2 separate regions of the Homo sapiens genome follow, and region 2 is linked to region 1. The links are chromatin contacts, found by Hi-C in ENCODE. All regions are on one chromosome and are shown on one strand. Each heading gives the region's core, a stretch centred on a gene start or an enhancer-like site at or near the end of the contact. The rest is flanking DNA. Distances are from core to core; before and after follow the strand shown. Region 1 overlaps LOC105371777 (a long non-coding RNA gene). Region 2 has its middle 9.0 kb from the start of KRT33A.

What was found. A loop is a pair of places that touch in the nucleus more often than their neighbours do. Pooled maps may share reads with other maps.
Region 2: a map of Panc1 shows a loop between it and region 1 (3-fold over the local background). The contact joins two enhancer-like sites. A Hi-C loop is called at or near these places in 1 of 168 maps with a recorded cell type or tissue (Panc1), 8 of 37 single-sample maps with no recorded cell type and 4 of 50 pooled maps.

The regions. Positions count from the first base shown.
Region 1 is chr17:40,908,076-40,912,308 of GRCh38, reverse strand. The region is part of intron 1 of LOC105371777 (a long non-coding RNA gene); the gene reads right to left. Among named protein-coding and RNA genes, the nearest start is that of KRT20, 25 kb to the right of the region's middle. Within about 2 kb of position 2,293, at least 8 of the 41 ENCODE cell types and tissues checked have a DNase peak (open chromatin) inside an H3K27ac peak, as active enhancers do.
Region 2 is chr17:41,339,669-41,343,901 of GRCh38, reverse strand. No RefSeq gene overlaps it. Among named protein-coding and RNA genes, the nearest start is that of KRT33A, 9.0 kb to the left of the region's middle. Within about 2 kb of position 2,226, at least 4 of the 41 ENCODE cell types and tissues checked have a DNase peak (open chromatin) inside an H3K27ac peak, as active enhancers do.

The DNA.
Region 1 (4,233 bases), core at 1,044-3,543:
GAGGCTGAGCCAGTGGTAGGAGAGCTTACTGTGGGAACATGGCTTTTTATATTTCTCTCTCAGTCTCCTATTCTCCTCCTACAATGTTAGGTGCTTGGAAGTTTCCAGAAGAGGCCTTTCTACAGGAGACAAGGCATTCTCTGTCTCTCTCCTCTGTCCACACCTCAAGTGTGGATCCACCAAAGGTCAATAGGGCCCTAGGGAGGAGATGACAGCATGCAAGACTGCCCTCTTCCACCCATCCACACTGTCTCTCAGTCAGCCAGATATCAGAGTGGCCAAGACCAGGCTCTGTCTTAGACCACACTGTGGCTGTCTTAGCACAGCAGATATCCACAGCCGGACCCTCCCCATCACATGAAGCAGAAGGAAGAAATAAGTCCCCTTGTGACAAGCACTTGCCTGCTATATGTTTTTACAGCAAACAAAGGTTAAAACTACATCCTTCAGAGAGGAACCACTGAGTCTTCAGGCGACTGGAGAAGGGGAGCTGGGAGCCTGCACCTCTGAGCAAGCCAGAGACCCATGCTAGGGGGTCAGAGATTGAGCAGGCTGGGCAAGAGGAACCCAGACCCCTGCAGGTAGGGATCATGGTGGGTAGAGTCTGGGGCTGGGAATTCAAGGCTTTGATCTATTTCCAGTATCTTTGTCTTCATAGTATCTGATCCTCCCCGTTTTGCCCCACCAGACGTGAGTAAGGAGGAGAATTCATAGCCAACTCCAATAATTCTTTATAATAAAACTTTATAAGTGGTATCTGCTACTCTTTATTTATTTATTTATTTGTTTGTTTGAGACAGAGTTTCGCTCTGTCGCCAGGCTGGAGTGCAGTGTCACGATCTCGGCTCGCTGCAACCTCTGCCTCCCAGGTTCAAGCAATTCTCCTGCCTCAGCCTCCCGAGTAGCTGGGACTACAGGCACATGACACCATGCCTAGCTAATTTTTGTATCTTTAGTAGAGACGGGGTTTCACCACGTAGGCCAGGATGGTCTCGATCTCTTGACCCCGTGATCCGCCCGCCTCGGCCTCCCAAAGTGTTGGGATTACAGCCGTGAAACGTCGCGCCCCGCCTGTGCTACTCTTAAAGGATCCAAAGGATATCTAGAAGGGATTCACGTGCTCGTTTGGGTCCCACAGTACATCGAGGTTTGGGAGCCTCTCAGATATTTGCTTCCTGTCCTCAATTTTGTTTGGGTGCCTCCAGTAACCTCTGATATTTATATAAAACTATCTCACTGTAAAAGGGGCAAAGACCTAGTCTTCTGCCTCCAGGGCTTCTCCTGTGGTCATTTCTCATGTCCTCGCCATTGTGTCAGCCCCAGCTAAATGTTTCTTCTACAGGAGGAAAGGGAGCATGTAACCTCTTGCTCTCAAAAATGGAGAGGGGAAGAAAAAGTTTAAGATGGGTAAAGAGAGACTAAAACTGCAGGCAGCCGTCTTGTTTTCTCAGTCTCCCCTAAACCCACTCCAAGCTGGACGAAACCATCTGTTCACAGAAAAAGTACAAAGGAAAGAAGGGTTTGAGAATGTCAGGTAGTAGACAAAAAAGTTTCAGTTCCTACCCTTACAATGATCCCTTCTCTAAGAGCTGGCTCCCTTTACAAGACAACTCGTCAGAGTTTATTTCTGTACTGGCATTTATGTCTTCAAGGCATCCAAGTATCTTGTGGATCTTTCAACAGATCAAAAGGCAGAAAGAAAAATGTTCTTGGATCAACTCCTAGAAAAATCTGAAACCAGATTTTCCTGAGATATTTCAGGCCAGTCAGTGCCTGTCAGCTTTATACTGTGGCATCTTTCTTTTCAAATATGGATTAAACCCTGCGATGAATGAAAAGATTAAAAGCTCATCATTCCAGCAGCCTTAGTTTCTAAATTGTTGTGCTATCTCCTTAAAAACTTCTGTGCATTTGTATCACGCTGTCTGCTCTTCGGGGCCACTGCTTGTGTTGCAGGGAAGACACAAAGCATGAGAGTTCCGAGCAGTGGGCAAAGATGCTTGTCAAGAGTGTTATAAGGGGGACCAGGCATTGGGAAAGGAGTTGAACCTGAGGGACTTTCAGATTCGATTATTTTCCTCTTAATCGGAGAAGAGTTTGAGTTTATAAACAACATAAAATAACAGATATATGGAAGATACTGACGTTTTGGAGGGCTATCAATAAGATAGGGCGTGGCCAAATTACAAATAAAGTTTATTAGGACACAGTCATGAACGTTTGTTTGCATATTGTCTACAGCTGCTCTTGCACAAGGACAGCAGAGTTGAGTAGTTGCAACAGTCTCTCCAGCCCACACAGCCTAAATATTTATGACCTGGCCTCTACAGAAAAGAAAAAAAAAAAGTCCATCCCGTACTATAGATATTAGAGCAGGAGAAAATGAGTTGAAATTACAGCAGAACAGTCAGGCCTATCTCTGTCAATATCTCTGACAATTGAAGGGGGCAGGCTATTAAATCTAAAGTTGAGAGGGCCTTGGCCCCTTCGCATGCTATTAAAGATGACTGTGGGTCATTTCAAAAACACCTGGATGGTTTAGAATAGGTGCAATCATTTAAAAGATTGAAAAGCATCTGCTTTTCCCCCAGGTAATTCATGTTTAGGGAACAAGTTAAAAATAGAAGATATATTTTGCTTTTCACTTTTAAAATTGTATAGCTTCCCAAATATTTTTCAAGATAATTGGTCAGCTGTTGCTCACTCAGAAGTAATGCTGTTCTTGGTAAAATGCCAATTTGAACAGAGAAAGAAGGATGGTAATGGTGACTCACAAACCAGTTTCACCCGGAGCCTGGGAGAGGGTGCTGCGGCCTTTTGGAATAGGAAGGCCACGAACACCCCCTGCTGGCTATAGGGCAACATAAACCCGAACTCATCCTTTTTCCTGATCCAAGGCTCGGGTTGGACAAAGATCAACCATACAAGTCCTGTGATGGAATCAAGGAATATCAAACATTCATAATTCATGCCCAAGGGATGGTAGCATCTTGAAATTCAAGTAGTTTGTGTTACATGTACAGCAGCAAAGAACCACTACTAAAACAAGAGATAACCAGGTTTTCAATTATCTCCCTTAAACCTCCTAACCCCATTTAAAAAAAAGTTTTACACTACAGCCTTCTACATCTCATTAAACACAATTCCTGTAACAATGAAAAAAGAACTTTCTTCATCGTTTGAAACAGATCCTAGCCAAGGGTCTTGTTCAAAATAGTTTTAATCATATGAAATTGCCAGGATCCTACTCTGCTGACCCCTACAAAAGGCAACCTGAATAGAATTAGTCGGTCGACAATTGACAAAGATATGCAGGAGAGCCTGCAGCTGTGATGAGGCTGCCCTCCTTGACTGATGGACACAGGGATTGTAGGCTAGGGACTCAGGACACAGCCCTCTGTCCTCACAATTTTCCTGAGCCTCCTCTGAATTCCTCTGACTGATGAAAATAGAGGCTGGGATTTCAAGTATCTTTTTCTCATTTAGGCAACCCTGCTCCACATGATACATAAAAATTTTTAATTAAGCTGTTTTTTTTTTTCCTTTTTAACACCAGTGTCCCAATAAAGAAGCTTCAGGAAAGGGGAAATGTTAAAATCGTGATCCTGTCATTGCCTCACTCTCTGAGGCTCTAAGAACAGGAATGTTTGCTAATAGATGGAGGAAAGGCCCTGTTGACTGTAACTGTGGGACTGCATGGGGATTATGCTACACAGAGCAGTGGAAGTTGAGGACTGAGGCTGGGATAGATGCAGACTGTGTCAAAAAAAACAAAAAAAAAACAAGCATTAAGAGGTCAGGGACTTCTGACTTGAAATCACAAGGGTCTGAGAAGCAAAAACATTTTAAAAGGTAAGAATACTAAGCAAATTAACATGTGGACTGGTGCATGTATCTAAATTTTGCAATAAAATCAATGTGAACCTGGGTTTCATGACCACAGTGGCCCAAATAATAAGCCCTTCTGTTGGCCCATTTTTCAGAGGAGTGTCACCCACACACACATGAGTTATAGGAAGAGTCTGAAGTCAAATAACAATTAAAGAAAAAGGGTAGGACAGCAACTCAGTCCCACAATTGTCTTTTTAAAATTAGGCAGAAATTTAAAAGCAAATTCTAAGTAGACTAATTTGAAGGATAAAGCGAGGAGAAAGTATGGGTGCCCATACCCTGAGCTCATCAAATACTTTGATCTATTTCTTAAAATGCCCATGAGGACTTAAGGCAATGGAC
Region 2 (4,233 bases), core at 977-3,476, 430 kb before region 1:
AAGACCCTGGGAAATGTCTCCTAATCCCTGCCCCACCCTTCCCTGTGAAATAAACCATGATGGCGCTGGGCTATGAGTCTTACCCACTAGGAGATGGTGTGGGATGCTGTGATGAGAAGAAGAATTATGGCTTGTTTTGGAGGCAACATTTTTTGGTCCTGGTTTTGGATATATTGTTGACTCCCCTGACCATCAGAGTCCTCCTTTTGAGAGACCTGGCCTGGCAGCATTGTGGGGTTGTGAAGATCCCCTGTGTATGGAAGTGCTTTATAAATGGTGCAGCATGGTACCTATGTAAGACTCAGTATTCTTGTTGTTGACACTTTGACCTTGAATACGAATTCCTGGGCTCTTGGGATCTAAGTTTGATATTGTCTAGTCCCAGTAAAACATTCTACTCAGCCTCCTAACAGCCTGTTTGCTCCTATTTTTGACAGATGTGAACCGAGCTCCTATTGTCTCAGTTTGGAGAGCTTGCCTGAGAGGTGACATTTGCATTGAGACCTGAAAACAGAGAAGAAACAGAGCAGAGGGAAAGAGCTTTCCAGAGAGAGGGACAGAAAGTCAAGGAAGGGAGGGAGTAAGGCAGTTGCCTTTGAAGAAGGGAGCAAGGCCAGGGCATCGGGAGTGATGAGTAGGGGAGGAACAATCAGCCTGTATGTGTGGGCAGTGGCCAGGGTACATGGGGGCTCGCCAGTTCTGTGGAGGATCCGATTTCATTTCAAGGGAAGAGGAAAGCCTTGGGAGAGTTAAAAGGATGAATTTGATTGACACTTTTATTAAAAGGAGTGCATTGGCAGCTGAATGGAAAATAGGTTTACTGAACACTAACATTTAAAGTTTCAGGGTAGTGGATGACAATTACAAGTCAGGTATGTCTTCTTTTATGTTTCAAAGAAGAATCACTGACATCTAACAACAACTGCTCACATTTCTCATCAAAAACAGGAGAGTCTGGCAGCAGGCACCAAAAGTCCCAAGAATGGCTCCAACTATAAAAGGATATGAGGATGACATGATCTGTCCCTTGTTATTGCAAAATGCACACTGACAACTTGATGAAGTTATGTGCCAGGCAGGTGGGCCCCGGCCCCACCAGGCTCCTCGCTGAGCCTGCTGCAGGTGTGCAGAGGTAGCTTTCCCTCACTCTCACTTTTTTTTTTTAAACTTGTAGGGACAAGCACAGGACTGAAATGTAAAGTGTAGGGGGAGCCCTTGAAACTATTGCTATGGAATAAAAGATGAAATGCTCCTGATTATTGTAAATACAAAGTTGCATGCAGGATTGTGTAAAGACAATGCCAGGCTGGACTACCAGAATAAGCCAACAGCGTGTGATGTGCTTCCCCCTGCAGAGTCTATGAACGGAAGGGCAGGCAGGGATGTTTCACATCACCAAGATTCCTATCCCAGAAAAGCAGATGTTCATAGCTCTGAGAACGGAATGCGACCCTTGAGGAGAGCCTATAAACGGACGCATGAGGGGTGCATGTTCATATGGATAAGATAGGGCTATAAATGCCCTCATCTTGCCACAGCTCTTCTAGGCCTCTTTAGGGTTAAGGCATTCTCCCTTCTGAGAATTTCTGGTCTAACCTGTTGTCTAGCTTCACGTCCTGTTTCTATGGATTGTTTGTAACCAGCTTTTGCTGCAACTGTTACTGCTGATTAATATCTTGCTAATCACAGGTTATGGAAACACTGTGTTTCTGTTTTAAGGCTCTGTTAGAAATTACTGATGCACATACTATATTGTAAATTCTTATCTCTGTATATTGTACTTCTGCATACAGATGTTATGTTAAAGAATTGCTTCATCCCCATGTGACCATCTCACCTCATAATCAAATGACCCGAAATCCCTCACTAACCTACCCCCACCCTCACTAAACTTAATAACAAATGCTATATTTATATCCAGTGCATTGGTGGCATCGCAGGACCAGAAGGCGGTGACCCCCCGGACCCAGCTTTCACTATCTTGTGTGTGTCTATTCTTTCTCAACCTGCCAATCCTCCTGGGAACAAAGAGCCCCATTGCATTGCAGATTGCTGGCCAGATCCTGCAATAGTAAAGCCTAGGGAGGATTTACAGCCTCCCCAGTCAAAGATGTATTTACAAAAAATTCAAACACTTGCTCAGCTGCGGCCTGGATGTGATGGCATCTACACAAGATGACTTCCTGCAGCGGCACAAATGAAGCTGTGGGGGATCCCGACGAGCTAAAGCTTGGGTGTGGCACATGGGAGTGAATGTGTTTAAAGTTTTAAAAGTGGTTAAAAGGTGAAAAAAGAAAGGCTAGAAACCAAACCTCAGAAAAATCATGCATTTGAAAGTGACTGCTTTAGTTTTCAATCTGGTTTCAGTCTTGTAACCTCTATCTGTATCTCAGCCTGCATTGTGTTACTATGCTTTTTAAGCCACGGTTTCTTAAACTGAAAATGGGAGACTAATAACCACCTCACTTTTTTTTAAATAAAGGTAGAATCAGATTATGTTGCAAAGATGCTCAACCCAACCAGATACATCATAAGTGTCCAGTAAATGGAGTTCCTATTCACTTCCTTAGCAGCCCTGCATTCTGACCCCTTTCCTATTGCTCATCACAGGGTCTCCACAGCCTTGAGAATAAAAGGTTTTGCTCATTTGAGTCCTTCAGTAACCAGGTGAGAATCTAGTTTCAGGTTCTCTCAAATTGAGGGTTGTAGAAGACAGGCCAGATGGGACAAGAAACTGAAGAATCTGAGCTCGAGGGCTGAGAATCAGAGAGAAATGAATTCAGATGTGCCTGCATGCATCTGTGTGGGTCTGTGCACCTATGCTTGTGTGTGTGAGTGCAGGTGTGTGTGCGTGCTGTGTTAGGAGGAAGATGGCTAATTATGATTATGAAACTGGTGGTATTTTTGCTGATTATAACAATCAGAATTTTCAAATGGAAAGATAAAAGTAAAGCACAGAGCTGGTGGTGTCAAAGTCATAGGAATTTTAGTCACTTTATGGGAACTGGTTTCCACTTATGCCTATTTTCTACACAGGAAACCAACAATTAAGTGTATCATTAAAGGCCTGGGTAAAATTTAACGTGTTTGTATTTCCTGTTAATAATTATTTCAGACCTGCACATGCTGACTTCATCTTGGTTGGTTGTGGAGGCTGACTGACTGCTGGCTGCTGTGAAACATGAGGGTTACCAAGACCCTGAGAGCAGAGGGTGTGTGGTCCATTGTCAAAGAGCCAGGGGGACACGTGGGAGGGTCACTGCGGGAAGTGACTGCAGGCCATGCATGGTAATGCACAGGTATGACCAGCACAGAGGGACATGCCTCTAAGAAGGGTGCACTCTGGGGGCAGGGAAAGGACATAGATGAGAGAGTTTGAATGCTTTCTTGGTAAGTGCTTAATTAGATTGGTTCCCCACGGCAGCATTTTATGAACTGAAGTGCATAGACACTTCAAGGGGCTATAAGAGGGAAAATATTCCATGGGTTAGAGATGGAGAGAGGAGCATCTAGAATTTTGCAACTGAGCTTTAGTGAGCTCTGTTTCACATTTGGATGTCAAGGATTTTAGAAAAGCAGATGTCTGCCTCACTGCTGTCTGTTTAACTGAAGGTTTACACTTGTGCTCTGAGATTGTTACTAAAACAGAAAGAGGAAGGAGAAGAAGAGGAGGACGAGGGGGAAGGAGAGAGAATGAGTGAGGAAGGAAGGAAGAAAGGCAGGGAGGAAGAAAGGAGGAGAAGAAGAAAAAAACAAAATGTCTATTGCAGTTGTCTTAGGCATTTAGTGAATTGTCAGTTTTTTTGCTTGGTCGTTTTTTGTGGCCCTGTTTCTGTCACTACCTTGCCTTTGTCTCCATTTCTAACCCCATGTTCACCCCTTGGATTTAATGGTAGATCCAGCTTTTCTGGTTCTGGCCTTGGGTGCCTCCAGGGCATTATTTGCCCCTATTCTCTCTAGCTTTTCCTAATTCTGGCCTTTGATGCCTCCTGATATATGCCCCCATTCTCTCTAGCTTTTTCTGCTCTTGGCCTCTCAGCCAGGTCTGCAATAACCCCTGTGCACCATTAATGGTTTAGAGAAAGGCTCTCTCTCTGGGTGGATGCAGCCTGTAGGTGCCTGATTTGGCAAGCAGCACATAAGCTCGTCTCCATCCCACCCTGCAGCTGGGTGCTCTTGTGCCTGGCACAGCTCATACCTGCATATTGCTGCCTTGGAACAACCCATGCAGCC